Linked DNA regions of Mus musculus: region 1 is linked to region 2. A link is a loop called in an ENCODE intact Hi-C map of the cell type or tissue named here. Cell type or tissue: left cerebral cortex. All regions are shown on one strand.

What was found. Peaks named below come from ENCODE experiments on the same cell type or tissue, not always from the same donor. Only the 100,000 strongest peaks of a DNase experiment are listed, where the experiment ranks them.
Region 1: it touches region 2 in a loop (2.7-fold over the local background); 1 of 42 quality-filtered maps calls a loop at or near these places.

The regions. Positions count from the first base shown.
Region 1 is chr2:3,442,901-3,445,400 of GRCm38, forward strand. Dclre1c (DNA cross-link repair 1C) reads left to right here. Exons shown (of 14, transcript NM_146114.3): 10 at 754-890; 11 at 1,301-1,355. Among named protein-coding and RNA genes, the nearest start is that of Dclre1c, 20 kb to the left of the region's middle. In left cerebral cortex, no CTCF peak of the experiment used is centred here; a DNase peak (open chromatin) is centred at 1,493.
Region 2 is chr2:3,513,097-3,515,596 of GRCm38, forward strand. It overlaps Cdnf (cerebral dopamine neurotrophic factor), which reads left to right. Exons shown (of 4, transcript NM_177647.4): 1 at 1-145. The coding sequence starts at 31. Among named protein-coding and RNA genes, the nearest start is that of Cdnf, 1.3 kb to the left of the region's middle. In left cerebral cortex, a CTCF peak has its summit at 1,222 (motif pointing left); no DNase peak of the experiment used is centred here; H3K4me3 peaks cover 727 bases; H3K27ac peaks cover 540 bases.

The DNA of each region.
Region 1 (2,500 bases), 70 kb before region 2:
TATACCACCCCCCACCCTCAACTCTGCAGCCCAGAGCGTGGCATGGGCTGCCCTTCCTATATGATCCATTTGGGTTACCTGCTCTTCTTGTTCCTTTGGGCCTCCTGGCTCCTGCTCTCTCCCCACTTGATTCCCTTCCCCTCTCCCCCTTGCGGCCCAGCTTAGTCTGATCATGTCCTGGACTTTCCAGGATGTCCCTGCCTCTGGCTCTGCTCTCCCACGGATCTACAGTAAGCCTTCTCCTCTAGCATACCTGGGACCCGTCTTCTTTGCTTTCCTTTTTATTTACTTTTTTTTTTTTTCATCCAGTCATGTGCCACCTTACCCAGCTCAAAGAGTAGCTTGCTTTTGATTTTCTTTCTTGAGAGTCTTCACTCTAGACAGGGTCAGGTTGCTGTAGTCTAGGCTGGGCTCAAACTCATGATCTTCCAGCCATGTGCCTCCTCCTTCTTCGCCATGAACCTGAGGATTCTCTTGCTACAAACCTATTCTCCAGCGTTCTGTCTCTCTTCCCTCATGTGGACTATGGTGAAGTGCTCAGGTCCCGTGTTCTGTAGGCAAGCTCCCAGGCTCCCAGGCAAGCTGACCTGCTTCTTTTCTTGTCTCTTTATTTTTTTAATGTCCAAAACCTCATCTGCAATTGCTTTTAAGATTCATTCTATAGAAGCCTTGCTAAAAATATGTAACTGCAAGTTAAAGCAAATATGCTTTGGGGGGTTGTTTGTTTGTTTGTTTTGTTTGTTTTGCTTTCAGGCAGAAGAGTGTTTTCAGTGGAATAAACTACCCTGTGGTATAACTTCCCAAAACAAAACTGCACTCCACACAATCAGCATCAAGCCATCTACCATGTGGTTTGGAGAGAGGACCAGAAAAACCAACGTGATCGTTAGGTAAGTGCATCGCCCTGGTCTTCTGAAACTAGAGGTGAAGTGTTGAGCTGAGTGTGGTTTACACACACATCAGCACAAGCCCAAGGAGAGGATGTGTTAGAATTGTGGAAATACCCTTTTCACTTAAACATGACTTAAAGTCCAGGGGTGTTTCTTCCAAACTATGGCAGTACATTGGCTGGTATAGCCAGGGGCTTCCTCTGTGAGACAAGACGGCTGGACTCTTAGCCAGACCTCCTTGATTTGGGCTCTTCAGAATGCCTGTAGCAAGTTTCTACATCTGAAGAAGCTGACTCCTGTTCAAGCAGCAGTTTCTGAAGCCACGCTTCCCAGAGCAGCCCAGTCGAAGTTCAAGCCTGGGCCCCATTTAGTTTTGCTCAGCGTCCTTTTGTGTTCTGCTTTCCCCTCAGGACTGGAGAGAGCTCATACAGAGCTTGCTTCTCTTTTCACTCCTCCTTCAGTGAGGTAAGTGTTCCTGTCAGCTTCTAACTCGGGCCAGGCTATGTGTATGTGCGTGTAGGTGGGTGAGTGGGAGTGGGGGCCAGAGGACAGCCTCAGGTGCCATCCTCAGGAAGGCTGTCCCACCGTTCGGCAACAGCTTCTCTCATTGGCTCCAAGCCAGCTCACCATATGCTAGGCTCTCTGGGATTACAAATGTGTACTACTGTGCCCCACGTTTTTTACACAATCCCGGGTATCAAACTCAAATCCTCATCCCTTTCTGACAGAAGTATCTCCCCAGCCCTCTTTTCACTGCTTTTTAATGATGGTTCTTACTGGTCCAGTCCACATTTCTGTGTTTGCCTGCTCGCTACTATAGTCATAATGCTAACATCCTGTCTCGTTCAGGAAAACACAAATGCCTGGTAAGGTTTGTCAGACTCGAGTTACAGTGGTAGGCACTGGGTCAAATAGTCAGCTGAAAGTGAAGTATTTGTATACAGGCAAAATAGAAGGATGGTAGGAGAATCAATAAAACACAACCTCTTGAAAATGTCATAATGATATAGAATAGTTTATATACTAATTTAAAGAGTAATTTTGAGCTGGGCAGTGGTGGTGCACGCCTTTAATCCCAGCACTTGGGAGGCAGAGGCAGGCAGATTTCTGAGTTCAAGGCCAGCCTGGTCTACAAAGTGAGTTCTGGGACAGTCAGGGGGTGTCTTGTAGAAACCACGGCAACAAGGCTTGAGGGTGTTTATGTACGCTGTTTAGGCAAGTGTTTGGTGGTAGGTCACCTTGAATGATGGAAAGAGGATGTTTCTCTATTGACTGTCTCCTGTCTTCCTGTGGCTCCCTCTTCTCTAAGGTGTACTGAGTCATTCTGACAGAGGCTTGCCCTTCCTGTGTCAGTCCTTTAGAAGTCACAGTTTTCTCTAAGTCCAGCAGGAGGTGGGTGGGGGCAGGTCATTGTTTTTGTTGACATATCTCCCTAAAGGTATAATTAGGAATTGTGAAAAGTGTGTAAAGGATAGATATTCTGCAGTTAGACTGTTTTCTTGGTTACTGGAGATCCCTGGCGGTCTGTCTTCGTTTGATCCTTTGAGTTGGAGTTAGATACTGATTCCTTTGTATCCCTCACCCCCTCTGCAGCGGATGGAGGTCTTTGC
Region 2 (2,500 bases):
GTGTGGGTAGTTCCGGGTCCCAGGCTCAGCATGCGGTGCATCAGTCCAACTGCTCTGGTGACCTTTTGCGCCGGGTTTTGTATCTCGAACCCTGTGCTGGCGCAGGGCCTGGAGGCCGGTGTGGGGCCGAGGGCTGACTGTGAAGGTGAGCGGTGTGTGACCTGCTTGCATGGCGGCGACACCGCGCTCAGCCTAGCAATTGCCTAAGCAGCTTCTCCCGGCCCAAGCTGTAAATAACATTTCACCCTTCTGCTTTTGCTGTCATTATTAAGGTGGCGCAGAAAAAGGAGTGAAATAGGATTCGTATTAGATTTTGTGCAAATGGTCTCCGCTGCCAACTTGATTTTGTTGCTCCTAACCGAGGAGACTTGCTTCTCTGCTCAGAAGACATGTTTTGAGGTTCAAACTAATTGCCATTCCTAGGAGGTAAATAAAACATGGCAATACGTTAGGGTTGCTGAAATCAAAGACAAGGGTACGGCTGACTAGGACTTTATAGACAAGCTGCTTTACAAAGGAGCACATTAATTCCTAGAGAACGATAAAATAGACGCCTGTTTTCTTCTGTGGACTTGGCGATCATACCTTCAATTCCACCATCCCACCTGGTTTTGAGGGTGTTATAGTACCTAGGTTTTGTAAAAACAAAACAAAACAAAAAAACAGTGTATTTTGTAGAGGACTGTTAACAAGAGCCAAGATGAACAGTTTTGATAGTCCCTTTGGGACCACTGTAGCACTTCTTGTTTTATTGAAGTGATGTAAACATATATCTTCTCATCTTGAGAGCAGATGTACTGAACAGAAAATGGAGACAAGATTCATGTGGAATGGGCAGTTGAGTCTTATTGTAAGTAAATAGTATTAATAGTAGTTGGAGTCCAGCTTTCTATCAGCAATTATCAAACCTTCCTCTAGAAATTTAAAATAAGTTTAGATGTTATTTAAAATTTCTGTAGCTAAAGATACTGGTTTAACAGTTATAATTTCAGTTAAAGATCTCATCTTGGGCAAGCAGGATTTTATTATAGAACTTCAAACTATTTTGAAATCATTATAGATTGATGTATGAAACTACTTTAATAAACAAAAAAGGGCTGGAGAGATGGCTCAGTGGTTAAGAGCACTGACTGCTTTTCCAGAGGTCCTGAGTGCAATTCCCAGCAACTACATGGTGGCTCACAATCTGTAATGGGGTCTGATGCCCTCTTCTGGTGTGGCTGAGGACAGTGACAGTGTACTCACATATATAAAATAAATAAACCTTAAACAAAACAAAACAACAAAGAAAACCCTGAACCTTAAATAACAACAATGTAACACACACATTTGACATCACACCAATGCACACAAATGGGGACCCTTAAGTTACTAGCTCCATCATCTGTGCTGAGGTTATCAGAGACTAATCCAAGGACATCCAAGGGTTGAACTTGGGTTTCTCTGTGACTCCCGACAGTATTAGAATTTTTTCTTTCCTGAAGTCCCTGCCTTGATGACTTTGACATTGCCGCTGCTCTGTCTTTGCCTCCATCACGGCAAACATTTTCCAGATTTGTTCATGTGCTTCTCAACCTTTGGCTATGGCTGGCTTCTGTTTTTTGTTTCTTCCTTTCTTCCTCCCTCCCTCCCTCCCTCCCTCCCTCCCTCCCTCCCTCCCTCCCTTCCTTCCTTTTGATACAGGGTCTCACTATGTAGCCCTAAATGGCTTGTAACTCACTATGAAGCACACTGTCTTCAAGCTCACAGAGAGATCTGCCTGCCTCTGCCTCCCCAGTGTGGGGATTAAAGATGCGTGCCATCAATGCTTGGCCTAGCCATGGCTTAGTTGTTGGAATTTTTCTGTGTCATGCCCTCTGTATTTATTATCAGTCTGCATACAGTGCAAAAAAAAATCAATCTGCCTGACTGTCCAGTAAATTCTACATCTCTGTATCCAAGCCACCTTCTCCCCAGAGTTCCGGACATATTTTCTGTCAGGTGATTATGGAGTGACTAAGTATTCAAAAAACGTGATGTAGTTAAAAAGTAATCCTCAAATGGAACTTATTCCTATGCTATGAGGTTATGAGGTTAACAAAATTAACTGGTTTGTTCTGTATTTCCTCTTCCTTCCTTCCTTCCTTCCTTCCTTCCTTCCTTCCTTCCTTCCTTCCTTCCTTCCTTCCTTTCTTTCTTTCTTTCTTTCTTTCTTTCTTTCTTTCTTTCTTTCTTTCTTTCTTTCTGCTGGCCAATTGCTTGTCTATTGACTCTACCTTCCTATGGATTCTCTACCTTTCTTTTTCCCCAGGTCTACTGCCTTGTCTTGGTGTCTTTCCATCCTGTAGCTTGCCCCATCTCTGGGAGGGTTGTCAGGTTCTCCTGGATTTAATGTTTTTCCAGTTTCCACCAGGTAGTGTCTCCCCCTCCCCCACGGTTTCTCAGAAGATTCAAAAAATCATTTCACTACACACCACGCAGCTATGTACTTTTAAAAAGTCTCTCTAGATGATGTCTCTCA